Linked DNA regions of Mus musculus: all the other regions are linked to region 1. The links are chromatin loops, found by intact Hi-C in ENCODE. Cell type or tissue: left cerebral cortex. All regions are shown on one strand. Links, peaks and the distances in the headings refer to the core of each region. The heading gives the core; the rest is flanking DNA. Region 1 holds the start of Spin4 (spindlin family, member 4). Region 2 has its middle 85 kb from the start of Amer1. Region 3 has its middle 27 kb from the start of Arhgef9.

Region 1 (9,947 bases), core at 4,324-6,823:
GGGGAAACTAGAATAGGAGGATTAAGGCAGGAGGGTGGGAGGGCAGAGTGGAAGAAGGAATATGAACAGGGACAACTAACAATAAAGGGCTTTGAAAAGCTTTTGAAAACCTAATACTATAGAAACTTCCTAAACAACACACATATATGAAAGGAATTTAAATGTAATCTCCATATTATGGGGGAGAAAATACCTTCTGAATATCAATATGAATTGATTAATTGAACTCTACTTTCATTTTTCTCCCTGAAATTCAAAAGTTGGATTTTTAAAAAGGAATATTAAAAAGAAGCAGTGTGGGTTAACTGATGTTCTCTGGGGGGAAAAGCCACACATGCATTGAACATTGTACATTATGGGAGAGAAAAATGAATGAAGTACATCTTGTTGAGAGTCATGGGCCAAAGAGGTCCCAAAGAACCACAAAGCATCACAAGTTAACATTAAGGCTATTGATTGTTCTCCATAACGTTATGGTAAGGCCCGATTGCTGAGGAAAACAAAAAATTGAACACAGAAAAATTGCACTGGTGCCCAAATAAAAGCTTCACCCTTACTGACTTGCATTCATGGTGCTGGAAGATACTTTGTATGCTATTGGAGAAGAAAAGTAATCAACAATAGCACCTAGTTCTAACCCCTGAGACCTACAACAGTGACTTTCCTGCAAGCCATCCTGGTGCAGTAGCAGTACAAATGTTATGGAAGTAACCAATCACCTTGTGATTGGATTTCAGGTCCACTTCATAAGATGAAAGCCATGACTGATGCTGCTAAAGTGGCCAAGAACCTGAGACTAAATAGATCATGAGCCCTAGGGTAAAACTCAATATTATTATTCTGCTGCAGGAACACAGCAATGCATCTGTCTTAGGGTTTTACTGCTGTGAACAGACACCAAGACCAAGGCAACTCTTATAAGGACAACATATATTTGGGGCTGGCTGTTTATAAGTTCAGAGGTTCAGTCCATTATCAAGGCGGGAATATGGCAGCATCTAGGCAGGCATGGTGAAGGCAGAGCTGAGAGTTCTACATCTTCATCTGAAGGCTACTAGTGGAAGACTGACTTCCAGGCAGCTAGAATGAGGGTCTTAAAGCCCACACCCACAGTGACACACCTACTCCAACAAGGCCACACCCTCTAATAGTGCCACTCTCAAGGCCGAGCATATACAGACCATCACATTCTACTCCCTGGCCCCTATAGGTTTGTTCAAACATGAGTCTATGGGGGCCATACCTAAACATAGCATAATGTAAAATACATTTAGTCCAACTTCAAAAGTCCCCATAGTCTATAACAGTTTCAACAATGTTAAAAGTCCAAAGTTCAAGTCTCTTCTGAGATTCATCCAATCACTTAACTGTAATCCCCAAGACAAGACAGGAAACCAGCTGGGCAAACTCCAATCTCTGCATCTCCATGTCTGATGTCAAAGCTCTCTTTAGATCTCCAACTCCTTTTTCATCTTTGTTGACTGCAACAAACAACTTCCTTCTGGGCTCCACTCCCTGTTAGCAGCTTTCCTCAGCATATAGCCCACGGCTCTGACATCTGGAATATCTTGGGGTCTCCAAGGCAACTTCAATGTTACAGCTTCTTGTTTCAATGTCTGGCATCTACACATGATCTTCTGGGCTCTTCCAAAGGGCTGACATCACTTCTCTGGTTCTGCCCTCTTTAGCATTCTAAGCTCAGGTTGATCCACTCCACTGATGCTTCTGTTCTTGGTGATCATCCCACGGTACTGGCATCTCCAATATGCTGGGGTCTTCCGCTGCATCTAGGTTTCACCAATAGCCTCTCATAGGCTCTCTCTTCGTGCCAAGCCTCAACTCCTTTACATGGAGCCTTCAGTCCTGAGCTGTTAACTACAACTGAGGCTGCACCTTCGCCAATATCCTTTCATGGCCTATCACTGTGCCAAGACTCAGCTGCTCTTCATGACCTTCATACCACCTGGGTGACTATTAAACATTACCAAGTACAGCTGCAGCAGGAGGTACAACCTTGACTATCTCTGGAACACAGCTTCTTTGTGCTCTCAGAAAACACTTCCCAGTACCAACTTCTGTCTTAGTTAGGGTTTTACTGCTGTGAAGACACCATGACCAAGGCAACTCTTATAAAGAACTTACTTATAAAGAGCTTACAGCTTCAGAGGTTCAGTCCATTATCATCAAGGTGAGAACATAGCAGACATGGTACAGGCAGAGTTGAGAGTTCTACATCTTCATCTGAGGGTCTTAAAGCCCATGCCCACAGTGACACACCTACTCCAACAAGGCCACACCCACTCCAACAGGGCCACACATTCTAATAGTGCTACTCCCTGGACCTAGTGTATACAAACCATCACAGCACCCATACATGATAATTAACACAAAGACCCACAACTGGACAATGTGCAGAAAATGAGAGATTTTAGTGTACTCTGTCCTAAGTGGCATGCCTTTATCAAACACTCTCCTCAAGGCTCAGGGGTCTATGAGGAAGATGTGGAAGAAAGACTGTAGCAACCAGAGATGGTAGATGATTTCAAAGAGATTGTGTCTTTAAGGTACAACAGGACTGATAGATGTATAGACTCACAGAACTATGATAGCACAAACAAGACCTGCTCAGGTTCAGACCTTGCAAAGTCTCAGCATTTAGAAGGAGAGATGGACATTAAATCCCATCCCTAACCAAGGAGTTACTTGCAATTGGTATCTGCTGAGAAATGGAAAATCAGTTTTCTCCAATAGAGTGTCACTGGGTATATAAATCATACTTCAAGACAGGCCAACATAAAAGAGACTCCATGTTTTTGTGTATGCTTTTTTTGTCTTATTGTTTTTGTTTGTTTGTTTTGATTTGTTTTTTTTTAGAGAGAGCATAATGTTGGGTTGGGGAAATATGATCCAATTATTCTATATTTAAAAAAAATGAATGGAACCACAACTTCAACTTTTGGATTTCAGGGAGGAAAACAAAAATAAAGACGAGTTCAATTAATCAATTCATATATGAAAAGGAGAGTTGTATTAGTTACTTTTTCTGCCTTAGACTATTTAGGATAAATGAGGAGCCATTGAAGGAATATTAAGAACAAACAGTGTGGGTTAACTGAAGTTCTCTGGGGGAAAAGCCACACATACGTTGAACTTTGTACATGGTTGATTAACTGACTCAGTTATGAGTATAATGGAGGAGTTCAGCTGTCGCAGTTCCAGAGTCACATTATCTTAAACTATCTTCACCCTCACCCCACCCAAAATGGTCATGTATTGTTCAACTCTGTGAGTGACCTAACCATTCTTCCGGCTATTAGGTAAGTTCTTTTGGAATGTGTGCACAGATCCTCGGCTTTCACTGGCCCAAAGGCAGGGAATGCTGTCAGATAGTATCTGAAGCCTACTGCAGAAGTTTCTCCGGTTTGCTATAACACGCCTACCCAAGGCTTCCCCTGATGCCTTTTAAAAGTTTCCTGATTTATAGTTCTCTTTGTTTTGCTGCTATAAAAATTTCATGAGGCCAGTTGGGTAAGAGGCTTATCTTACAAAGGAACTTGTGGCATAAACCTGTGGACTTGGGTTCAATCCATTGAATTCAAGTAAATGTGGAAGGAAAGAAGTTACTACACAATGTTATCTTCTGATTTCCACTTTTCCACTTCTGCCCCCTTCCAACATAGACACTTCATGCACACACAGGTTAATAATAAACAGCAGCGACAACACCAACAAAATTCCATGAAACTGTTACCACATTGGAACATAGAACTTGGGGTAACCTAAAGTTGTGGACCTTGGTCTTGGTCACTTATATTTGATTCTAGAATAAACCATCTTTTATTTTGAGATGAGAGCTGTGTTCTTTATGTTCACATATGGAACCATTAAAAATTGTGTTTCCAGCCTGGCATGGTGGCGCATGGTTTTAATCCCAGTACTTGGGAGGCAGAGAAGGGGGGGGGGGCATATCTCTGAGTTCGAGGCCAGCCTGGTATGTAGAGTGAGTTCCAGGACAGTCAGGGCTACCCAGGGAAACCCTGTCTCAAAAAACTGAAAAACAAATCATGTTTCCAGCATATTTAATCATGACAGAAACTACTCGTGATATAAGTGACAAAGTAAGCAAAAAAGGTATAGAAATATAAAAGTTGCTCTCAAATGCATAAGGTTATAGAAAGATATATTAATAAGAAATCAGCTTAATAAACATTTTGATGTTTGCCTGGTTTGTATGGCTAAAGTTAGTTTTGTTTTGCTTTGCTTTTTATTTCACTCAGTTTTAGAAAAGCAAATACCAGCATATTTTCCTTCCACTTAGAAAAACATACTAAAAATCGTTAGGACGAATGATCAGGTAGAAAATATAAAGGAGAGTTTAAGTTAACATGGTGGACTGTGCACGACTTTTCCCCAATCCCGCTTCAAATTTCTTAAAAAAGAAAGAAATTGTAGATTTGTTTATACAATTTCTCCCACCCCACGTATTTTTTTTTCTTTCTTTTTCACTTTTCTTTTCTTTTTCTGCTTGTGAGGAATTCCTGGAAGATAGAAAGCAGATGGAGCCTCAGTGAAGTATGCAGTTGGGCAGCAGACAGCCTGCAGGGGAGGAGGGGTGTTGTACTGTCTGGTTCTGGTGGGAATGAACCGGCTGGGGGGCCACGGGAGTAAAGGAGAGAGCCTGTGTCAGTGTGGCTGCCCCAGGAGCGGAAGGCAGGACGGAAGCGGGAGGGGTGGAGGAAAGGAGAGGGCGGGCTCAGAGGAGGAGGATTCCCTAAGCAACAAAAATCCCGGTTTCGCAGATTGGCCAAGCTGACAAGCGCTGCCAAGACCAGGCCGCGCAAAGCGCAAACTGCTGGGAGACGTGCTACTGCCTGCACTTTCGTGGCCGCGAAACATCCCTGTTATCTCCGGTCCAGGTTAACAGTCCACTTCTTCTCTGTTGCCGTTCTGCGACCGCAGCAGCGTTGACAACAGCTAAGTGGCGGATTCTGGCTGGGACGTGGGCTTGGGAGTCCGGGAAGGCGCCAGGGGCGGACAGAACGAACCCGGGAGCCCGCCATCTCTCTGGAGCCATCACTATTGCAGTCACCCCTCCCTGAAGGAGGAAAAAAGCACTAGTGAGCGGCACTCTCTGTCTCAGTTCCCAGTCAGTTAGCTCTTTTCTGACAAAATCTGAAAAGAGGACTGATACAGTCTCTCGGATCGCGAAAAATATCTGCCGTTGGACACTGCTGACTGTTAGTCAGCTTGTTAAGCAAAGAGCAGCTTTACTTTGGCCACCGAAGCCTCGAGCCATGTCTCCTCCGACTGTGCCTCCTACTGGGGTGGATGGTGTGTCCGCGTACCTGATGAAGAAAAGGCACACTCACAAGAAGCAGCGCCGTAAGCCCACTTTCCTCACTCATAGGAACATCGTGGGCTGCCGCATTCAACACGGCTGGAAAGAAGGCAATGAGCCCGTGGAGCAATGGAAAGGTACTGTGCTCGAGCAGGTCTCCGTGAAGCCCACTCTGTATATCATCAAATATGATGGCAAAGACAGTGTGTACGGACTGGAACTGCACAGAGATAAGAGAGTTTTAGCGCTGGAGATTCTTCCTGAGAGAGTTCCTTCTCCTCGCATTGACTCTCGCCTGGCCGATTCCCTGGTTGGGAAGGCAGTGGGACATGTGTTCGAAGGTGAGCATGGCAAGAAAGATGAGTGGAAGGGTATGGTGTTGGCGCGAGCCCCCATCATGGATACTTGGTTTTACATCACCTACGAGAAAGATCCGGTCCTCTATATGTACACCCTGCTGGACGACTACAAAGATGGTGACCTGCGTATCATTCCAGATTCCAACTACTACTTCCCTGCAGCTGAACAGGAGCCTGGGGAGGTGCTCGACAGCCTTGTGGGCAAGCAGGTGGAACACGCCAAAGACGACGGGTCCAAGAGAACTGGGATCTTTATTCATCAGGTGGTAGCCAAGCCATCTGTCTACTTCATTAAGTTTGATGATGATATTCACATTTATGTCTATGGCTTGGTGAAAACCCCGTAAGTTTATAGACCTCTTTGCGAAACGTGTGGAACTATCAGAGGATAAATATTTTATGTTCTCAAAATTAAGTTTTTCTGAGGTCAATTTTGAGGTCAAAAGTTCTGGACAGTGGCTAAATCTTATTGTGCCTCCATATCTTATATTGACTGTTTTCCAGTTCTGACTCAAGTATATGTTGGTACTTTTGTTCTTTGTTTTATAATTGAAATTTTAAATTGGCTGCTAAGAAAAAAAGAGAAGTGTTTGGATTCACCGAAACAACTCAAAAGTAGATAAACTGTGCAACGTGGCTTCTGCTCCCTTCCCCCTCTTTCTAATTCTTCCCCTTAGTTTGAGAATTTGGCATTTTTCTTGGGATGTTTTCCCTGCTCTCAAGCAGAAACTTCAATGTAACTTTTGTAAAACTGACTTCCATATGATATGGTTTTTGATAAATGGCACAGTCAGTCTCTGTCCGTCACTCTCATACTTCCTCTCACCAGTGTTCACAGTCCATACAGATGTGCCAAAAAGTATCCATTCTGGTATTGGTGGGCATTTATTTCCTTTTTTACTCATAATGATGTTTTATTGTATTAAGGTGCTCTTATTTCTATAGAAGTGTTATGTAGGTGTATATTTAGTTTTAAGAACTATTGCAAGGTTGCCATCCACTGGTCTTTGATGTTTGCAACGCTGACAGGTAGAACGTTCCATGGGTTCCTGATTATTTGATGTTTACCTGACTCAATGAGACTTATTTTTTTCTACTTGGGATATTTCTCTTTTTTTGTTTTGCTAATTCCTATTCTTTGTTTCTTGTCTATATATACATATATATATTCAGTTGATATTTTCCATGTAAAGTTATAGGAATTTCTACAATGAAAGTACATTTAATCTTTTTTATTTCATGTGTTAATGAACTTTATATTGTTATTAATCTTTATTGTTCACTTTACAATTTTAAAAACTTAATTTTATAATTTTTAAATGTTTATGTCTTTTATAAATTTTTAGTTTCCTATCTTCTTCAGACAGGTGTCCCTAACCTAGGTCATACCAATATTCACTTGGTTTTTCTTTTATAATCTTTATTATATTTAAATTTTTATCTACCTGAAATTCATTTTTGCATATGCTAATACATAGGGACTCAACTCTAAATATTTTGCATTACATATTCTACTGTAGAAATTACTTTTTAAAAAATCACTCTTTTTCAAATTTCTGAGTGAAAGTTAATTTTAAACATAATACCAGACCATGAGTTTCAGAAACTGGAATAACAAATTCCCTTTCAATAGTTGTTTTTCTTTCTTATTATAATTTATCCTCAACATTCATCCTTTCAAGAGAAAAAAAAACAATGCATTTTATTGATATTTTGAAAGGGTCTGATACTTATCAGAATTGCATCAATTTTCTGTATTCTTATATACAAGAATAAAATTAATAGTGATATTCTTACCACACAAGAGATTTGGTAGATCATTGAAATATTTTTATCTTGTTTTCATAACATTTTTTCATATAGGTCATTCATATCAAATGGAATTTATTTTTGCAGTTATCAAATTTTGTAATAAGTTGAATATTTTTCCATCTTATAAGTAACTTTTTATTTTTATCAATAAAGCAAATCTACAGATTTTATATTTTTATCTTTTATCCAATGAGTTTATTTAATCCTATATGTTACATTGGATGTTAAATTAGAAACTTGGATTTTCTTGATATATACAATCATTTTGTATGTAAATACAGATAATTTTATTTCTTCTAATGCTTATACTTATTAGTATAACATTAGCTGGATTTTCCAGAGCAGTGTTATGTGATGATGATGGCAGACATGCCTTTTTCTATTTCTAATTTTTATGAGAATGACTTTATTGTTTCATGTGTGACTTTGTTGTTGATTGTTGGTAAGTAGTTATTCATGTTTAGAAATTCCTTCTGTTCTTGTTTTTATATAGTATTACTATTAGAAATGTCTCCTTGATTTTATCAATGTCTTTTCAATATCCATTATTAAACATATAGTTTTTTTAATTTGTTGATGCATGATTTATTAGAAAGCTAGGTACTTAGTATTACAACAAACCTTTATTTCTGGAATAAATCCTACTTGGTTATGGTAAAATAGCCATTTATTATTTTGTCGTATTTTATTTACCAATAATGCACTTATACTTGATTTGCATTCCAAAGTAAAATTACAGTTTTAGATTACTCTTTGTATTTTTAATTGAATTAACAGACAACAGGTTGTGTCTTTTTTTCATAAGCTGTCTCTATGAAGCTTTGTCATTAAAATTCTATTAGCTTAAAAAATGACTGAGTAAAATAGCACTAGAAGTTTTTTTTTTTTTAAGTTACCTGAGACTAAGCTATAAAACATTGAAATCCTGGGAATGAATTTTATTAGGTATCTTTAATGCATTCCCTGATATTTTCTCAGTGGCAATTGGCTTTTTCAGACTTTTTGTTACTACAGAATATATATTTTTCTGTCATTTACAGAATATATATTCTCTGTCAATTACACACGAAGTTGAAAGCTGCTTATATTATAAAATTTGCTGATTATTTTTATGTGCTGTATGTCATTATGTATTAGCCCAGTTCAGAAAATGTAATAAATTCATCAGCTATAATGGTAGTATAATTATCTTTGTATTCTTTTATTTACTAGAAAAATGAGGAAAAAATTAAAAAAAATGAAAGATGTGAAAACATTTGTTTACCTCCCCTCCAAATTAGCAGATATCTATACTTTGACATGTTTACTTTAAATGCAGATTTATATTGCAATTGGTCAGTATTAATGGCTAATAAATTCATTTGCAACTACCACACCACCTCTTCTGCAGAGGCGAACACTGTCATGAATTTGGTGCTCATGTTTTATATATTTACTAAAAATAAATTATGTACAAATAAAACTATAACCAATAATAGTAGTGACTTTTGTGTTTTCTAATAATGTTCACATGAATGGCCAACTTTATTTTTATTTTTATTTTTTATGTATTTTTATTGGTTATTTTATTTATTTACATTTCTAATGTAATCACCTTCCCGGTATCAGTTTCCCCTGCACAAACCCACTATCCCACCCTCCTCCCCCCACTTCTATGAGGGTCCTCCCACACACACCCACCCACTCTCACTTCACCACCCTCCTATTCCCCTACACAGGGGGCATCAAGCCTACACCAGGCCAAGGGCCTTCCCTCCCATTGATGCCAGATAAAGCCATCCTCTGCTGCATATGAGGCTGGAGCCATGAGTCCCTCCAAGTGTACTCTTTGGTTGGTGGTTTAGTCCCTGGGAGCTCTGCGGGGGTCTGGTTGGTTGATATTGTTGTTCTTCCTATGGGGTTTCAAACCCCTTCAGCTCCTTCAGTCCTTTTTCTAACTCCTCCATTGCAGACCCTGTGCTCAGTCCAATGGATGGCTGTGAGCATCCACATCTGTATTGGCCAGGCTCTAGCAGAGCCTCTCAGGAGACAGCCATACTAGTCTCCTGTCAGCAAATGCTTCTTGGCATCAGCAATAGTGTCTGGGATTGGTGTCTGCAGATGGGATAGATCCCCAGGTGGGACAGTCTCTGGATGGCCTTTTCTTCAGTCTCTGCTCCACATTTTGTCCCTGCATTTCCTTTAAACAGGAACAATTCTGGGTTAAAATTTTTGAGATGAGTGGATGGCCCCACCCCTCAACTGGGGGGCCATGCCTAAGCTCTGGATATGGTTTTGATAGGTTCTTCCTCCACTTTGTTGGGTATTTCAGCTAATGTCACCCTCGTTGGGTCCTGGGAGCCTCTTGCTTTCCTGGCATCTGGGAATTTCTGGTAGCTATCCCCAGTTCCCCATCCCCCACTGCTACACCTCTGCTCAATTTCTTCTTTCATACATTC
Region 2 (9,947 bases), core at 3,621-6,120, 330 kb before region 1:
GAAACCATATTTCCACACCAAAATATCAAAATGTCACAACACCAGAACCAAGAAAAGGTACTGAAGCTGCAGGGGAAGGCTCAAGTCACATAAGATAGGCCCACCAGAATACCACCTATGTGTAAACTTTAAGAGCCAGAGGAGCTTGTTGTAATTTAAAATTTAAATTTGTAATTTAAAGTTTAAATTTGTTAGTATTCATGAGGCACTAAATTCATTGGAATTTAGTAAATACTATAAACATATTTATTAGTGTGGTTTGACTCCTGGATGTATCTGAATTATGTCTCCTGAATTCAGTATAGACAGTTTTCCAATCTTCTATACATCTGAATTGCTTAAAATTGAGTCTGTTTATTGTCATTAACCCCTTGACATCTGTTATTTATCCCCCAACATTAGACCAACTAGTACAAATCTGATTTCCAGTGATGGGAAAAGTAGAGAACAAATTGCCAGATATTTATTCAGTGATATCTTCCTAGATGAGAATGGAGTGTCAGAATTAAAATAAAGTCTCACTTTGCATGGTGGCAGTTGTCTGTAATCCCAATACTTGGGAAGCTGAAACTGGAAGATTATAAACACTTTAGGCCCAGTTTTGAGGAATTAAGATATAAAGAAGGGATTAATAATAGGTTAGGCATACCTGAAGTCCATTTTGCTTGACTTATGGGTAACATCCTAGAATCTCAAACATAGTGTTAAAGTTCCTTTGCTAAAAGCAGTAGTACATCTGTATAATATTAACAGACTATCATCAATTATGGGATCTTAAGACAAAGACATAATCTAAGTTTCTCTGCAAGACAATATGTTTTACTTCTGGAAAAGAATGCACAGTCTTAAGAAATCAAGTAAACAAGCACAGCCAACTGAGGCTGGGCTGGACTTTTATTCCTAAAGTAAAGGGGTTATTTGTGAATGAAAGCAGAGGGGTCAATACTTGGCCTCACATTTTGATGTGATTGACTAATACAGAGCAGTGCTGTTTCTAGAAAGAAGTGAAAAGTAAACATATATTTTTCTTTTACTCTTTAATTTATTTTATTTTTTATTTTGAGATTATAACATTATTTCCCTTTTCTCCCTCCAAGCCCTCCCATATATCCCCTTGATTGCTTTAAAATTTATGGGTTAAATTTTTATTAATTGTTATTGAATGCATATATGAATATATACAAGTGTATTCATAACTATAACTTGTTCAGTCTGTACAATCTTACTTGTATATTTTTATTTAAAAAGCTGCTTCTGACAGAGAAATGTACTTTTCTGTCATGTGGCTTTTTCATTTTTTAATGGCATTCTATCTTATTTAACCTTTTGATTAAAAAGCTATCTTTTAGATTTTATAACAAGTAATTTTAAATTTTAGTACATCTTTAAAAATTAATGCATGGGACCGTGTAAGGCAGCCTGTTTTCTGGTCGAACTAGGTTTAAACCCAGGAGACCCAGCAGGTATTCCTTCAAGGGAAGGAAGGCCACTTGCCACTCTCACAGACAGTAGGCTCCTCCCAGACACTGGTCCTCCTGCAAGATCACCCTTCTCCTCAGCTTCTTTCAGCCTTCACTAATTCAACTACAGGGATCAGCTGCTTCCGTCCATTGGTTGGGTGCAAATATCTGCATCTGACTCTTTCAGCTGCTTGTTGGGTCTTTTGGAGGGCAGTCATGCTAGGTCCCTTCTTGTGAGCGCTCCATAGCCTCAGTAATAGTGTCAGGCCTTGAGACCTCCCCTTGAGCTGGATCCCACTTTGGGCCTGATGCTGGACCTTCTTTTCCTCAGGCTCCTCTCCATTTCCATCCATGTAATTCTTTCGGACAAGAATAATTATGGATCAGAGATGTGACTGTGGCAACACCTTCCTTCTCTTGATGTCCTGTCTTCCTGCTGGAGGTGGGCTCTATAAGTTCCCTCTCCCTACTGTCTGGCATTTCATCTAAGGTCCCTCCCTTTGAGTCCTGGGAATCTCTCACCTCCCAGGTCTCTGGTGCATTGGGGGGTGGGGGGATCCCCTAAACCTCCTATTTGCTGAGGTTACCTGTTTGCATTTTTTCTGCTGGCCCTCAGGGCCTCAGTCCTTTTCCCTCACTCAATACCACATAAGATTTCCCTCTCCCCCCCAAGACCCCCAGATACCCCATCCTCTTTTCCTCCCAGGTCCTTCCCTCTCTCCCCACTTGTGAATGCTTTCTTCTCTCTCCCAAGTGGGATTGAGGCATCCTCATTTGGGCACTTCAACTTGATGAACTTTTTGAGTTCTGTGGACTTGATTTTGAGTATTCTGTGCCATTCTTTTTTTTTTTTTTTTTTTTTTGCTAATATCCACTTATTAGTGAGTATATACCATACATGTCCTTTTGGGTATGAGTTAGCTCATTCAAGATTTTCTAGTTCCATCCATTTGCCTACAAAATTCAGGATGTCCTCATTCTTAATAGCTGACTAGTACTCCATTGTATAAATGAACCACATTTTTCTGTATCCATTCTTCTGTCATGGGACATCTAGGTTGTTTTCAGCTTCTGCCCTGGGGCAGGCTGGACACAGGACACCATGTTAACACACATTAATGAATGTCAACTATGTCTTAACTTTTAGAAGATGTATATAGTAAAAGGAGATATATACATATAAAAGAGCTGGTAACAATTAGTATCATCACACAGAAAAACCATATAAAAACCCTCTATTGATGTTCACTTCTAAAACAAAATATAGAATGTCTGGTTTTGTAGGCTAAATCTTAGATCTCTTACAAATTCAGGAAATTATATATATATATATATATATATATATATATATATATATATATATATATATCAGTAAGGACATGTCAGAGTTTTGGCATTAATAACTGATCCAACTCATAGAAGCCCTTTATTTGCTACTCTGTGCAGGCTAGTTTTTGTGTCAACTTGATACATGCTAAAGTCATTTTGAGAGAGAGAACCTTAGTTCTACCACTAGATTAGCTTGTTGGAAAGTCTCTGGTGATGGGCATGAAAATGCCTAGATTATTGTGGGTGGTGCCACCTCTGAACTGGTGGTCCTGATGCTATAAGAAAGCAGAATGAGCAAGCTAGGAGCAAGCTAGTAAGCATCATTCCTCCAAGGCCTCTCCATTTGCTTCTGCCTTGAGGTTTCTGCCTTGAGTTCTTGCCCTAATTTCCCCAGATGTGAACTGTCACCTCTAAGTATAAGATGAAATAAGCTCTTTCTTCTCCAAGTTGATTTTTGGCCACAGTGTTTTGTCATATTCATAGAAGCCCTAATACATTTAGACATAAGTTTAATTTAATACAATTTTGATAAAAATTTTATGGGAGTAAAATTTTACATAGCATAACACTTTCCAATGTAGCCATTTTAAGTTTATAGTTTACTTGCATTTATATATATTTATAATGTTGTAAACATGTCACTAAACATTCTTAGAACTATTATATCATTCAAAGTGAAAACTTTACTCCCATAAAATGATTTCCCTTTTACCTTAGACCATAGATTTTGGTAGTATTTTTTAAATTTTTATTATTTCTTTGAGAGTTTGAACTATGTGTTTTGATCATATTCATCCAGCCAATTCTCCCCAAACTTACCAGTCCTTATTTTCAAAAATCCTTCAAGACCAATTTGTGGTACCCAAATATTCTTCCATGTATGGTCTTCTCTAGAAGTGGCTGACTTACAAGTGGCTACACTCTCAGAGAAAACTGTTTATCCTTTCCACAAGCTAAGTGTTGTGAATGGCTCCAGAAGATGCTGTTTTCTTGTCATTTAGACTCTCAAGCTCTTATACTATTTTGCCGGTCTTCTGAAATGATCCCTAAGCCTTGGGCAGATAGGTCACGGTATATAGAGTTCCTTTAGGGTTGGGATTTGTGTTGTGGGCTGTTATTGTCTTTACATTAACAAGTTGTGGCTCTCCTAGTTAATCATTGATCCAGGCGTGTTGAGTAACATGGCTTTAAAAGGCAGTGCTCTGTGGGTTCCCTGGTCTCTTGGGTCAAAACTGGAGTCTGAATTATTCCTCACATCTTAGAACTCATCAGTTCAGGAACTGAGATTGCGTCACTTGCCTTTGTTGTATCACTGAAGGTTTATAGAAATCAACTCTGTCCTAACCACTACTTTGACTTCTTTCATGATAACAAGGCACTTAAGTAGATTATTTAAGTAAGTATTTATCTCTTTGTAACATCTCTGTGAGGTATTTATGATTATTTAGTTTTTTACTAATGATATGACTTTATTTAAAAGTAAATGAACTTCTTAAAACTATTGAGCCATCGGTGTCAGAGGAGAAATATCAACCCACATATGTCCATAGGTTCCAAAAAGCATTTAGTTCCTCTAGAATTAAATTAACTCAGACCTATGTGTATGTGTAAACACCAAATAAATGACACCAAAATTTGTGCCAAAAGAATTTGTGGAGTAGTTAGGATTTTCTAGTCTAAGGTAATTCAAGGAGACATTTTATGAAAGTGGTGTCATTCAGGTATCCTGTATTTATGTAGAATTGTTTTATTATTTATAAAGAACTCTCACATATGACCTTTTGTGATATTTTCACTCTATCTCTATTGGAAGCCTAAAACGTAATATGCCTCAAGGGGAAGTGACTAACCCAAGATCATAAAGTAAATAAATCACCAAGACAGAGTAGTATACAATCTAGGTTTCCTGTCTTCTCGTTCAGTGCTTTCATCATTAAGAAACACTCAAAAGCCGGGTATGGTGGTGTATTCCTGTGAGTTTAGACCCTGGGAGGTAGATACAAGGATATAAAGAGTTTAGGTCTACACTGAAGTACATACTTAGCTCAAGGATATTCTAGAATATGTGAGAATTATATATCAAAAAATAAAATCCCAACCCAACTAAACAAAAACACTTAGAGAAGAACAGGCAGAGTTTGGATTGAGGAGTTAAGAAGAATGAATAACCTGGATAAGAGCTTTAAAGAAGCCTGAAAACCGATGAAGGAATATCTGAGGGGTTGGCTGTAGTGAAAGGTTGAGGAAAAGTATGTCAGGAAGAAATATTAAACTGCCTTTCTTAGGGTCAGTGTGAGGTTTTACATGGAAGCTTAATAGTTTCTAGTGTCAAGTGGAACTTTAGATTCTGTGGCCTGCAGTTCCACAGTTATCCATTGGATAGCACTGCTGGGCTATTTTGAAACTATTGCAGTTAAAGGCTATGTGATAGGAAACTGCTCCAATCCATTCCTCGGACTTTAAGTAGATTATTCAAAGAGTTCCTTCCTTATCCTTGCCTACCTAATAGTCATTTTATTTTTCAGTCGCCCAAGATCTATTGAGCCCATTGAGCTTTTCTTTTCTCACAAGCCTTCCCCCCAAAAGAATAAAGTCACTTTGATGTGCCTCCTCCCTACCCCCATTGTAAGACACTCTTCATCTTTTTCTATACTGTATTTAAAAAATATGCAAACCTTACTCCTTCATTATGATAATTTTGTCATATCTATTCATAAGCCAATGCATCTTTACTTCCAATTACCCCCCCCCCTTTTTTTTTCTTAAAATGCTCAGGCTAGGTATTCTTATTCATGGAGTGAACTCTTTCTTCTACTCAGAAGATGCCCAAATTCATCCCAAGCATATACTTATTTGGGACCAAGCCACCTAAGTACAAAATAAATACAGCCTTTACAAGGATGCTGGGATAAAATGCAATGGAGGAGTTAAATACAAGCCTTTTGTCACTTGAGAAAAAGTAGAAGCAAAACACTGTGTGGGCCTCCTGGCTCTTTTAATATTGACATGGGGACCAGAATTGTAAATGTACTTTTGAAGGAGTAGACTATAGGTAAATCTTGTGGAGGAAGGTAAAAACCCTAAAAAAGACAGTAGAGACACAAAGTAAAGGTTTGAGAATGTTGAACAACTTAGATAATGGAAGTGGGGAATCCTCTGGCAAAATTAAGAGTTCCAGTTCAGCCAGGCTACCTGGATTCACTTTTAACACTCTAACCTCTTAGAAATAAAGCTTTGAATAATTTCTTGAGCATTTCCATGCCTCAATTTTTTTCATTTGTAAAATGGGAGAAAGTCTGAAATATCTGTTCACAGCTCTAAAAATCCACAATGCTTTGAAAAACCCCAATTTAATTTGGTCTTAATATCTGAAGTGGCATGATACTATAAGAGTCTATATTCCATTTAATGTGAATATTTATGTATGTTGCTACAGAAAATTAATGCATTCATTTATAGAACTTCCTGTAGATATTTCAGAACATTTATCATTTCCATCTAAAATTTTGAAAACATTCATTATGAAAAATCAATTCTGGAGTCTGGAGAAATGGTTCAACAGTTAAGAATTCATTCTTACACGGTGCACATAAACTCATGCAGGCACACACATATTCATAAAATAAACAATTTTTTTGAAAAAAACAACAAAACCCCAAATCTAATTTCTGGGGACTGTTTTGTTTTATGTTATTTAATTTTAATTATGATTAAATGAGTAAACATGTAAAATTAATTGAAGCCGTGGTTGGTTAATAAGATCTTTAAAATTCAGCAAGATTTATTTTAATTTTGGGAAGCTTATACAAGACTGCCAATTTAAGGGTTTATATTTTATAGGTAGGTATATAATTAAATTTTTGTAAAGGAAAAAATATATCACTTTAATGAAAGTAATATTAATGGTAGTGTGAGTGATGCTCAGTAAATATGGGGTGGAAGTTGTGGCCAAGTGTTAGGGAACCTTGTTATTAAGGTAGCAGTTCCCCATGACTAGATGGCTTTCTGAGCTCAGCACAAAATGGGGTACTCCCCTTAGCAGGGCTTCCTTGTTGTCTTAAGGTTTTCATTGCCATGAAGAGACACCATGAACAAGGCAACTCTTATAAAGGAGAACACTTAATTGGGGCTGGCTTACAGGTTCAGAGGTTCAGTCCATTATCATCAAGGCAGGAACTGCAGCTTTCAGCAGCCACAGTGACCCTGGAGGAGCTGAAACTTCTACCTCTTGTTCCAAAGGCAGCTCGGAGAAGATTGGCTCCCATGTGCTTGGGAGGAGGGTTTCAAAGCTCACCCTCACAGTGACAGACCTCCTCCAACAAGACCACACTTCCCAAAAGTGCCACTCCCTGGGTTATGCATATTCAAACCACCACACCTGTCTCTGTCTCTGTCTGGAGAGTGTCTTTGTCTGGAGAGTGTTCATAAACATAGTTGGCTGGCCTTGTCTGAAAAGTGACCTTGTACAGAGGCCTCTACAAGGCTGTATATGTCAGCACACAAATACTGCTCTGGCTTCCTGCCTACATGATAACTAGGTACTACTGTATTATAGCCAATCAGCCCCTCTTGCTCACTTGATGCTATGACCAATTATCCCTTTCCACCTATACTCCTAATAAGGCTCTTATATATTGTATCCCTGAAACAATAAAATAGTCTTGTTTCACTGCAGCAGTCTCCGGGGGTTCATTCCACCATACTCACAGTCCATCTGAACTCTGTTCTCCACTTCTCACTTTGTACTCTTAGGTTGGTGGCCAAAAGCTTCTGAGGAGAAAGGGGGGGGGGCACAGCTGAGACATGATATACAGGGAAAACAGATATATTTATAATAACTAGTATGGATGATAAACAATACCAGTAAAGATAAATGGGTGGTTTCACAGTATGATATGGAAAACCATGGGACAATAGAAACTAGTACCATTTCTAGATGCAAGGACAGTGTTGACAGCACTGCTAAAGGTAAATTTGCTCTTATTTGCTCCCCTCATTATACAATGAAAAAAAATAGAATCTAGAGAAAATACTTTCTCAGTGAATTAGTAGCAGAAGTTGGTCTAAACTTAAGGTTTACCACCCCTTTCCCTGTATTCTCAAATAGTTCCTGTACTTGAAATGCTGGAAAAGTCCTGGCTGAGTATTACAGTTCCCATGTTGGTTCTGTGGAGATGGTGCTGGAATGCCCTAAGCTCCCCTAGTTTATGTTCCTCTGCCTATATAGGGTCCCCTTTTCCACTTAAGAACCTGCAGTCACTTCCTGAACTTTACTAAATTAGATTTGGAATTTTGTTTATTGGCTCTTTATTGTGGAGAGGCAAAAGGTGGTCCAATCTTGATACCCTTTTATACTCTCTCATTTTCTTGGGAAATTTTAATGTGTTATGTCTATTCTCTATTGCCATACTTATCTAATGTCACAATTTTTCTTCTCAGGGCAAAAGTAAGCAAATTAGTTACGTTGTTATTGTTGTTGTTGTTGTTGTTGTTGTTGTTGTTACTATGTCCAAAATCCTGGCAAATAACTTAAGAGAGGAATTATTTATTTTGTTCATAGTATTTTGGAGGTCAGGGGAGAGGGTTTATTCAAACCTAGGAGAGATTGTAAAGGAAAATAGGCTACATCATAGCAGTTCAGGAATCAGTGAAAGGGCAATGTTCCCATTTAGCTGGATTTTTCTTTTCCTCCTTTATTGTATTTGCATTCCTAGCCTGTCTGATGGGGTTGCCTTATTCAGCTTCAGCATGGGTCTTTCCTTTAGTTAAGTCTCTCTACAAATTCTGTCTCTCTTTCTCTCTCTCTCTCCCTCTTTCATACACACACACACACACACACACACACACACACACACACGCACACACACACACACACAAATCAATAGCCAAGTCAACAATGAATTTAACCATTACTTCTGATAGGATCCTCTATCTGGAGATACTCTAAGTTTTCTTTCTTCAACTATTAAAGAAAAAGTTTAGCAAAACAAAAGACAATTCACATCTAAGTTAACAAGACAGAAAAGGATGTGGGGTAGGGAAGAGTATAGAGGGTAATTGTTGGACTTAGACATAGAAAGCTGGGAATAACTTGCTTCTGTCAGAAAGGCAATGACCAGTTACTATTCTAGTGAAATTATATGTACATGCCTTTGTCTAATAAAAGCAAGCTGAAAGGCTTGGAGGGAGACAAAAGAAGTTCTTAATTCCTCTAAAGAATTAATAAAAAAATCGTAAGTAAGTAATTTTGAAGAATACATAAGATATTTTCTTTAAAAACTATTGATAGTCTCCTTCCCATCCCTATTAACCACTCCTCCACTCCCTGAAGTCCCTTCCCACAGTCATGATTTTTGTTTTTTTTAATTTTGCATTTTAATTGGTTATTTTATTTATTTACATTTCAAATGTTATTCCCCTTCCCAGTTTCCCCTCCACAAGCTCCTTATCCCCCTCCTTCCCCCCCTGTCTCTATGAGGGTACTCCCCCACCCGCCCACCCACTCCTGTCTTAGCATCCTATCCTAGGTCATCAAGCCTCCACAGGACCAAGGGGGTCCCCTCCCAGTGATACCAGATAAGGCAATCTTCTGTAACATATCCAGCTGGAGCCATGGGTACACCCTGTATACTCTTTAGTCCATGGGAGCTTTGGGGGTCTGGTTGGTTGTTATTATTGTTCTTTCTATGAGCACCTACAATGCTTGACCTAACTTCCCCATGGGAGTCCCTGTGCTCAGTTCAATATTTGGCTGTGTACATCCACATCTGTACTGATCCAGCTCTGGTCTTATTAGACGCGTTCTCACGCCCGGCCAGGAAAGACACAACAGACCAGAATCTTCTGCGGCAAAACTTTATTGCTTACATCTTTGGGAGCCAGGAGGGCAAGCGCCCAGCGCCCAGCCCCAAAAACGAAAGCCCCTTCAATTACATCTTTAGGAGCCAGAGCTCCGGCGCGCGCGCTCTATTGTTTACATCTTTAGGCAGCGAGCGAGCGCAGGGCGCGCAGAGCCAGAGAGATGCCAGCGAGAGAGAATGGCGGAAACCCGTCCCCTTTTTTAGGAGCGTTATATTTCGCCTAGGACGCATCACTCCCTGATTGGCTGCAGCCCATGGCCGAGCTGACGTTCACGGGAAAGGTAGAGTACAAGTAGTC
Region 3 (9,947 bases), core at 4,267-6,766, 170 kb before region 1:
AATTAAAAATTAAGTTGCATATCTTATGTGCCAGGGTAGAAAATGCCAAGGTGAACTTATTGTTACTGTCTTCAAAAACAAGTAAAAAAAACCCACAGACACACACACACACATATACCAACAGAAACCCCCCCTATAATTCTATTTAAATGACTGGATATAGAAAAACATATACATATGTCCAACACATTTACTTGCTAAGGCTGCCATAACCAAAGACTCATAGCTTGAGTTGCTTATCAGAACTGAATTTTCTCATAATTTTAGAAGCCAGATGTTTGAGTGCCAAGTTAGCTTTGATTTCTTCTGAAGCATCACCCCCTCCCCCGCCCCTGGGCTTATAGACCAGTTTCCACATGGTCTTTGCTCTCTACCTATCGCTGTGCAAAGTTCCTCTTCTCATTGGGTCATTAGATATATTGGACAAAGGCCCACTCTGTTTCATTTTAACCTATTTATGCCTTTAAAGTGCCTACATCTAAATACAGTGGCAGTTTGCAATATTAAAGGGGTTGTGGACTTCAACCTAAAATTTTGTCAGAAGTGCAGTTTTACCTGTAACAACCAAGAAATAAAGATGATCCCTTTCAAATGACAATGTTAAGTGGGGGTGAAACGGGACTTAGGTCTGGTGGTATTCCTGGTCAGCTTCCTACAGGTAGCATAGTCATTTGCGGCTTTGACAGAATCATGATAATTTCAATGAGCTGGCAGACAAGCTAACTGGCAGGGAAGGCCTATCCAAGACACTTAGCACAAATGAAAACCCAGGGGTGAGAACGTGAGGACATTGTGGAATCACTGATGAGTGGACTGCCAGACTTAGGAGGAAGTTGGTCTTTATCCAGGCCAAGCCCCCATTTCATTCAGGAGTCCCAGGCAAAGGACAATTGAACTTCTATTTGTATGCCTCCAATGCCTGGGATCACATCAAAGCTTTAGGCTTAGGCCAACTGTGTCTGGCCCAAATATTGACTTGGATAAAATGAATGGTTTACTAAGAAGAAGTAGAAAAAAAAAGTCTATGTGTATAACACACTCGTGGCACAAACCTCCAGGAACTTCTTTCTGATAGCACACTTTAAATTCTTTCTTTCTGCAGCTGTAACCTGTTTTTGCAATTCTAGTACTGCCCACTTTATCTGACAAGTCGGGGGCCCTGGAGTCTTATTTGTGTGTTTGTGTGAGACTTTCTTCAGTGTTCATGCATGTAACAGAGGGGGTTTCAATTAAAGCCCCATTGTGTTTGGCTCAGAGAGTTATTGGAAAGTTCATACAGAATAATAATGGGTGTGATTGGAGCTGACAACCTCAACTCTTAGCAGATGCTGAAGGGCAGGCCTGGGTTTCATTGCCCAGAAGTGGCACCATGAAAAATGGTCAGTTTCTGTTGATAAACATTTTTTTCTCTTATTCTCCGCCAAATAAGCAAGTGGAAAATCCATCCAACATTTAGACTAACTTCCATATTACTGAAGATAAAGGAAAAACAACTGGAATGGGAAGTGGGGGGGGGGTGTAGAGAGAATGAGAGAGAAAGAGACAGAGAGAGAGAGACAGAGAGAGAGAGAGAGAGAGAGAGAGAGAGAGAGAGAGAGAGAGAGAGAGAGAGAGCAGTGAGCAGCAGAAAGAGTTTGGAAAGCTGCTGCAGAGGAGAAAGTCGGAGCTTTAGTTTATACAGGCTCTTTCCTTATTTCAAAACTCCTTTTATTTTTCTGTACAATGAGGATAATAGTGGCTGCTTTTCCATGGTTATTCTGAGAAGTGAAAGTAATGCAGATGAAAGCGCAAAAGATTAGACACTAGAGAGAGGGCACCAGGAAAATATACAGAGGGAGGATTTGGGGAGCGAGGTATGGGAATTCACTGGCATTGTTTCAGTGGGCTAGGATCTTAATATTAAGAGACTGTCCCAACACCTTTTGCAACTTTTGGAGACTTTCCGCTGAGTCAACATAATTGGGAAGCCCCACCATAAATGGCATAGAAATCCAGAGCAGCAGGAGGGCAGGCAGGGGTGGCAGCTGCCTTACCCTTGGCAGAGGTTATTTCCCCTATATTCTCGCCTGCATCCAACCCCTCAATTTGCACGCCTTGGAGGAAGACAAAGGCAGCTCCCTGGGACCCCCTCCCCCAGTTGCGTGTTTCCTTCCTGTCAAGCCCCCTGGGAAGCTGCAGGGTGGAGAAGCATAGCCCGCACGCCGGCAAGAAACAACCAAACTGAAGGCTAGGTCAGGCTGAGGGGATTCGGCTGTAGCGCTGTGGAGGAGGGGAGGCGGAGTGGGCGCTGGGACTCTCGCTTCCTCCAGCCCAGCCCTCCCTCCCAGTCAGCCCGCGACAACCCGCACCAGCCACCCGGCCTCACAGAAGCTGGACTTCGTGGACACCATGCAGTGGATTAGAGGCGGAACGGGAATGGTGAGTGCACGTAGCTCTAGTTTTCCCTGCATGAGCCCTAATTCTTCAACCCAACCTCCAATCCCTCGAATTAACCTCCATACCAGGAGCCCCCATACCTCTGCCCACCGCCCTCACCACTGTCCTTCAGACACCAGTGAGCTTCCTGTAGCCATTTTAGGAGTCTTTGCTTGCTTGCCAGACCAGTAAAGACCCCTCCCATCCCCCCCCCCCCGGGCATCTCTGCCACCCTCCGAGACTGGGGTATGCTCAAGCTGGGGGCTAGATGAAGTGTCCAGGAACATCCCAGGTGTTACCTGGAATGTCAGCAAGGCAAGGGTTTGACATAGGGGCTCTTCTGTAAGCAGTAAAGCTCCCAGGATGCAAGCAAGCTGGCAAGGGGTTGAGGGGAAACAGCCACAAAGACCAGGATGGTAAAGAGCCTTATAGGAGAGCTGCATGGCCTCCTTAAGTAGGTTGTGCGTACCTGACACCCCTAGCCAGCTCCAGGGACCAGAGCCACCCAGGTGGAAGCAATCTGGGAAAGCCCTGCAGAGCTTTCCTTGCCTAGGATGCTCTCACCCTGTCCACATTTAGGGCTTTGTCAAGGAGAGATGGCTACAGAAACCCTCATTCTCTAAAAGGGAATTCAACTAGCAGACTCCCATCAATGCAAAAGGAGTGTGTGCTTTTCTTTGTCCGTGTGAGTGTGTGTTTAGTATCATTTTCAATTCATTTTATGCCATAGTGATCCCTTTTATACCTGGAGACCTTGAAATGACTTCCCTTTGCAGAGAGGAAGTGGTGGCTGAATCTTCATGCTTCTCTGAAGCAGCCAGGGACAGTCCAAGCCTGGTTAGGGGTATTGGGGAGTGGAAGGCCACAATGACTTTGTATTCAGTACTGACAAGGGGTACTGGAGGGCAGTTACTTGGGTTGGGTCAGCAGGCACTGATGCCCGTGTCAGCACATACTTCTGCACTGCCACCCACAATCTGCAGCAAAAGCAAAAGAGCCTGAAGCAATTGGGCAGACATTGATATTTAGCTCCTCTTTTGTTCCCCTTCTAAAAGGAAAGAGAATCTGGTGTAGATTAGGAATGTATTCAGAGGAACCCCCCTTTTCCCTTCCTCGGGCTCTCCATTTCTGTAGTTCTTAAAGGCATCTAGTTTATATCGTTAAATACAAGGGCTTACCTAGTTCCTTTCCCCAGAACTCTCTCTTACCCCGAGGACCCACAAGGCTAAATCAAATGTTTGTGGAACCAGTAAAAGTTAGAGCAGGTAAAGACATTAGAGTGCTTGGAGTCCAGCCAACACACCAGAGGACACAGAGAATGGGACAGATTTGCTCAAGGCCACAAACTCTTTGTAGGTAGATTTGAGTCTCCTGGCTCTCCTTCACTGTCCTTCCTTAGTATTCCATAAATCATCATTTCAGATGGGGCTAAGAAAGGCAGAAAAGAATGAATTGGGAAAAGACCTTCAGTAGGAACAAATGCTGTAACGTTTACCCGAAAAATCCCAGCTTCAGTCATTTGTGGCAGCTGGGTCTGGGTGAGAGTTCTCTCCTCGTGCAAATATATTGACTTGTCAATTTGACTGAGTTGAAAACAGATTAAATTAATGGAGAATTTGAACTTTTCTCAGTTTTAAGAGAAGCCATGCAAGTGACTGTTCTGTGATTAAAACAAACAAGCAAACCAAAAAACATTGCCCTAGCCACTTGCTAGAATTTACAGGGATAACATACTTTTAGTGGGGGGGCGGCGGGGGGGGGGGGCGGCAGAAAACCTTGTCTTTGCCACAGTGTTCACTGTTTGTTGGGAATATGTTGAGTCTCAGATTTCTCTCCCTTAAATTTAGATTATTAATGCCCATCAACATTCCTTACAGTAAATGTTGGATATAAGTTTACTAGTAAGCCAACATCTCCTGGGCGTGGAACCTGCCCTAGAGTAATGGTTGATATAACCAGCGACTCTCTATTGAAAAAAAAATGGAGTTTTTCTTTCCCAGCAGGTGTCAACCCAACCACAGATACCTTCTTAGTCAGAGACTCTGTCCAAGTCCCCATCTCAGTGCTGGGATTTTGTCTAGTTTGAACCTGTGCAGGCTTTATTGTTGTTGTTGTTATTTGTTTGTTTGTTTGTTTGTTTTTTACTGTTTTTACATTCATTTTTGTGGGTTTTATTGGGGGGAGAAACATGAAGTTGGGTGGGTAGGGAGTTGGGGAGTATCTGAGGAGTTGGGGCAAGAATATGATAAAAATGTTATTGTATGAAAAAAATTAAGTAAAAATGTTAACTAATAAGGATTATGAGGGAGAAATAGGGAATTAGATATAGTCACCATTTTGTAATACAGCTCTTTCATTTACACTACACATTGAATTTTTTAGCACATTTGACAGTTATAAATTAATTCAAATGTTACCACGTAAACTCATAAAATATTATTTAAGATTTCTATGGAAATTACCATCTTAATAGATGCAGGATGTTTAACTGTGAGTTCACATTGGTTGATAAATTGTTCACTATACTTATTTATAATTTCTGCTTGAAATGACAGTTGTCACTGAAATAAGAATTACGTCTAGAATGGGAAGAATGTTCTTCTTAGAGTCATAAGTCTAAGGTTGAGGGGCCTGATTTTTATACTTTCCTTACTATTCTCAGCTGTGAATAGCAGTACACTTACCTTTTAGGTGTTATTGTAGACATTGATTTAATTAAAAAATGTTAGGCTGTCTACTATGAATTTGCATGGATGTGTTACAGAGGAAAAGGAGAAGTGAACAAAAACAAATTACAAATTAACTCTTAGGAAGCTCATAATCTAGTGGAATGGTGGGGAATAATAAACCTGTCACACAAAATATTTAATATGGCAAGACATGTTAAGAGCTAAGAAAACAGAGAAACAGAAAACAGAGGTAAGAATGGTATGATATATTAGTTAAAACCTTTCTAGTTAAGGGATATGTACGCAGAAACATGAAAGAAATGAAGGCACTTAGGGTCCACTTGCATGTTTAGAAGAAGACACTAGACTGCCTAGAACTAGATTCTGAGCCAAAGCCTGATGCTACAGATGATAGTGAAAAAATGAGCATGATCTTGTTCTTCTTTGCTTCCAGTGACAAAAGTCTTCCTGTGAAACCAAGTGGAGGATGAGATTCTTCACTGAGATAAGCAATGCAAAATGGAGTAGTGAGCAGCCTTTGGAGAAGGGGTAGAGAAGGAAGATGACAGCAGAGCCTGAGCTTGAGCCTGACTGTTGAGTCTGATGTTTGGACAGTCTTGAGTTGTAGCTCTCCAGGAGGGACTTGGTGATCTCCATGTTGAACTGAGAGGAGACTGGGAAGCACTGTGACAGTTAAGGTTCTGGTGGGAGAAATGATGAATTTTTAAATGGTGTGCACGCTGAATCTTTTCCTTTGCTACGTTTCTTAACCTAGAACAGACCCAAATGTCAGAATGGAAATGATGAGCCTAAGATTCAGGGTCAGGATATAATTAAATACCAGATGAGAACTGTTCTAAAAGATTTAATACAGACTACATGCTATGGACAGAACATGCAGGCACATTGTAAAGAGGTGGGGGGGCGGGGATGACTATGAATGGATGCTGATGAATGGGGTCTTTTGTAGCAGTTGGGAGAAATTATTTATTCATGCCTCTTGGGCCATTTGTGTGGGTTCTATCTGGAAAGAGTTCAAGATGTCAGCTCACTATTTTAGGCAGCAATATTTGTAACATCACTTGTCCTGGTTCAGACTAGCCATTTAAAGTGAGTTTCCTCAAGGAGCCATTAGAAGAAGTTAGGGTCTAACTATTTACTTAAGAAATCACAAATCACTGGTTTATTATCTTCAAGCTTGAAGCAGTTAGGATCCTATCTGCTAGAGAGTGGGAAATTTTGTTTCTTTTTTCTTTTTCTTTTCTTTTCTCTTCTTTTCTTTTCTTTCTTTCTTTCCTTCCTTCCTTTTTTTTTTTTTTTGACCTTTTTGCTCTAATCCCAGAACTGACATATCAGCAAAGCCAAATAATAGACAACAGAGTGAAGACTTCTTGCCTTCTGGAACTGTTTCAGAACTGGGAAGTAGTGAATTAGCATATGGTGACCTGGTTGGCATTGCTGATCTGTCTTATAGTGGTAGAACTATGCAGCATAAAATGTTTGAGCAGACTTCTGGAGAGGGAGGAGTTAATACTGGTAGGAGTTTGAAGGCAGAACTAACATCACTTGGGGAGCCAATCAGTCCTTGACAGTAGGAAACAGGTGTTGGTATGGATGGTACCATTTACCATTTCTGGGAGCTTAATGGCCTGTGATCTGGATAATACCAATCACAGAACTAAAAAACCAAAACAAACAAAACAAAATTAAACAAAAAAACCAAGAGATGTGCTATAGGAGCTGAGAGTCCAAGTCTTTCCTGTGAGACTTCCTAAGAGATATTAATCCAGTACATGTGGAAATGTAAGGGAGGATTGTCATGAGAGATCACAGCAGAAGAGTGGTGGCTATTTGGGCAAAGGAATCACATCCAAGTGAGATTTTGAGTGGCTTAGACTCAGTAAAGGCAAATGCAAGATTCTTTTGGGGTTAAGGGTTGGCTTTAAGACAGAGGTATATGAGTAAAATGACAGTGAATACACCCCAGTTCAGTATAACTCAAAGCTAAGTGATGACCCAGTAATAGTTGAACAGGTCTTCCTGTAGAAACAGGTCTAACTTGAACTCTAGGAACAGAGTAGGGTCCTGTAGGTTGGCAAAGGAAACAGAAGGGAGAGCTTATGAAAGTGTTTCAGAACTCAGAAAGGTAGCAGATAAAGTCTTGACTACTTCCTGGGGTCTAGGGATGTCTGTGGAAGGGTTTTACTTAGTTTCTCCAGAAGAGTACACAGATCTCCAAGAGCCTCCTACAAATAGGGTGTTTGAGCTTCTTCTGGGTGGGATAGTTTTAAGTATGTTCAGGTAATTGCACAGTGATAGGCCTTGTAGCTTGACCGTAGTTGGAGACATTAGGACTTGATAGGATCCAATCCAGATATCTTTGAATGGCTTTCTATTTTGTGGGAGGGTTTTTAGGGTAGATTCAATCTCCAGGGTTAATGTGAAGAGATTATTTCTTAGAGGTAGATTCAGTCTTGCACTGTGCTTATATGGTACTCAGTGACAACCCTAATTGCTTACCTCAGTGATAATATATTGAGATAGATAATGAGTATGTGAATATATTAAAAAGGAAGGGCAGACCATAAAGGACTTTTAAGGAGCTGAGGTGAATTATAGAATTGGGAGCCATGTGGAATCACAAAAGTGCACTTGGGAGAAGACTGGGCTAGACAATTGAGTGTTGAGTACAAGCTTAGAGAGATCTAAGGGTTAACTTAGCCTTTTCTGCATTTCCAGAAGATTAATGGTGCCAAACTACATAATGCTTAATTTTAAGTGCTTCAGTCACTTCCTGAGGTATACTAGAAATGAAAGGCAGACCATTATTAGACTATAGGACCCTGAGGAGCTCAAACTGAGGAATACTGTTTTACAAGGTCAGTGGTTACCTTCCAGGCCTTCTCTGTTTTAGTGGGGAATTCCTCTGTCTAATGATGATATCCAAGGAAACTAGTAGGTATTTTAGTCCTTTGTATGGGTGAAGGACATCATGGAGAGCCAAACAGCTGGGCACTGAGAGGGCGACCAAGTCTGTATGTTAATATTTCCAATGATTCTTTCACTCATGTACATATGGAGAGAAGGGTTTAGTGAGATCAGGGAGAACCAGCAAGAATATACATGCATACTTTAGGATATTTAGGGTTCCTGCCATTTCAGGGATGCACTCTTTTGACTCTTCCTCTGATCCATTTTAGGCCTCATAAAGCTTTATAATCAAACTGGGGAAGCCAGTTCTACAAGACTTCGCCATGATCAAGAAGGTCCTCAGTTGTTGTTTGATGACAGGATTCCCCAGAGCTAAAACATTATCATTATGATATTTAGAAAAGCTCCTTGGACTCTGGGCTAATAAAGTTCTGGGAACTAGACCCTTCTTTCTTTTAATGTTTTTATTTATTCTTTGATAATTTAATACACTATTTCTTTTCAGTTGAGTCTTTGGGGGCTTTTTATATCTACAAAAGGCTGACTTTGAAAAAGTTAGGATTGTATTTTGACTTGAAGTAGGTTAGTCTTCATGGTTGATTAATAAATCATCTGCATACTGAGGGAGGTTACTCCTAGGAGGAAATTTAAGAGAGGACAAGTCTTTTGGCTAGGGCCTGTCCAAAGAAGTAGGGGCTATCTTAACAGTTCTGAGGTAAGACAGTCCTGGAGTAGAAAGATTCTGCCACTCAAATAGGAAAGCAAATAGGAAATAAGAGTATGGGTGGATAAGAATAAAACAGAAAACATTCTTTTAGTCTAACACTGAGGACAAGGAAGTGCTGGAGGGTATTTGTCCCAAGAAAGTATTACGGTTGTGAACTGTGGCCTCTTAAGTCCTAGAGCACTCTGTAGAATCTGACTGACTTTTTTACTGCCAAGACATGTGTGGTGTGGAGTTACAGGGTCTCAATAGCTTAGTAAGTAGGAATTTATCAACGAAAAAAATATAAACCTTTTAGTGTGTGTGTGTATGCCCCAGGCTTTAAAGAATATTGGAGCCTTTGAGAAAATTGTTAAGAGTCTGTGATGGTTAATCTCAATTAGCAACATGAAATCTAGAGTCACCTGGAAGTGATGCCTCTTTGGTCATACCTGTGGGAGATTATCTTGATTAAGTAAATTGAGGGAAAAAGACCTCCCCACTGTGAATGGCACCATTCCCTGGGCTAGGATCTTTAGTGAGCACCTAAGAATGGACATATACTTTTAGGTGAAATTTGTTGAGTTATATAGGTGTCTATTGTAAAGACTATAGGATGGCTTTTGAGTTTCCAGGTAGCTTTGGGCCATGATGAGACAGGAAACTGTTGTGTCACACAACCAGGAAACCTATTGTTTCTGGAAACAGGCCTTCCAGGTAACTAGGCCATAAATCGAGAGGGCTTCAAATTGGATAAGACCACACCCACCCCCTCTGCTGCTTGTGTGAGCACTGTCACATACTTACGAAGCCTGTAGGTCTCACATGTCATGTTCCACAGGTCACATATTAAACAGGCATATTGTTTTACAGAAGTCTCCATCTGACTGTTTACCCAAGAATGCATTAGAGCTTTGCAGATACATGTTTCTAGTTCAAATCACAGGGCACTTAGAGTCATTGAACCTTATTTGGTAATGTAAAAGAACTGTTTCCTACTTCCTTGTGATGCAACAACTTGCCTTTCTGACCTCCTCATAAGTGACCTGCAAAGAAGATAGCTTGCTTTGTCATACTTCTGGCATTGATAAGACTCTTGTCTGAAGGACAATCTGATGCTGCATTTCTCTTTTTATCCTCTGTTCCTCCTCTCTGCAACCTAAGAGTGACTTGTTGATGCAAGTGCCATAAGAGCCTCTAGAGTCCAAAGAGATTTAAATGGACCTGAG

Evidence for each region. A loop is a pair of places that touch in the nucleus more often than their neighbours do. Peaks named below come from ENCODE experiments on the same cell type or tissue, not always from the same donor. Only the 100,000 strongest peaks of a DNase experiment are listed, where the experiment ranks them.
Region 2: a loop joins it to region 1, with 4 times the contacts of the local background. A loop is called at or near these places in 4 of 42 quality-filtered maps.
Region 3: it touches region 1 in a loop (2.9-fold over the local background); 2 of 42 quality-filtered maps call a loop at or near these places.

Annotation. Positions count from the first base shown.
Region 1 is chrX:95,021,542-95,031,488 of GRCm38, reverse strand. It overlaps Spin4 (spindlin family, member 4), which reads left to right and starts at 4,807. Exons shown (of 1, transcript NM_178753.4): 1 at 4,807-8,982. The coding sequence starts at 5,295. The coding sequence ends at 6,044. In left cerebral cortex, for the core only: no CTCF peak of the experiment used is centred there; DNase peaks (open chromatin) are centred at 4,819, 5,033, 5,312 and 5,763; H3K4me3 peaks cover 1,633 bases; H3K27ac peaks cover 868 bases.
Region 2 is chrX:95,354,472-95,364,418 of GRCm38, reverse strand. No RefSeq gene overlaps it. Among named protein-coding and RNA genes, the nearest start is that of Amer1, 85 kb to the left of the region's middle. In left cerebral cortex, for the core only: a CTCF peak has its summit at 5,168; a DNase peak (open chromatin) is centred at 5,170.
Region 3 is chrX:95,188,881-95,198,827 of GRCm38, reverse strand. It overlaps a transcript of Arhgef9 not described here. Among named protein-coding and RNA genes, the nearest start is that of Arhgef9, 27 kb to the right of the region's middle. In left cerebral cortex, for the core only: no CTCF peak of the experiment used is centred there; a DNase peak (open chromatin) is centred at 5,556.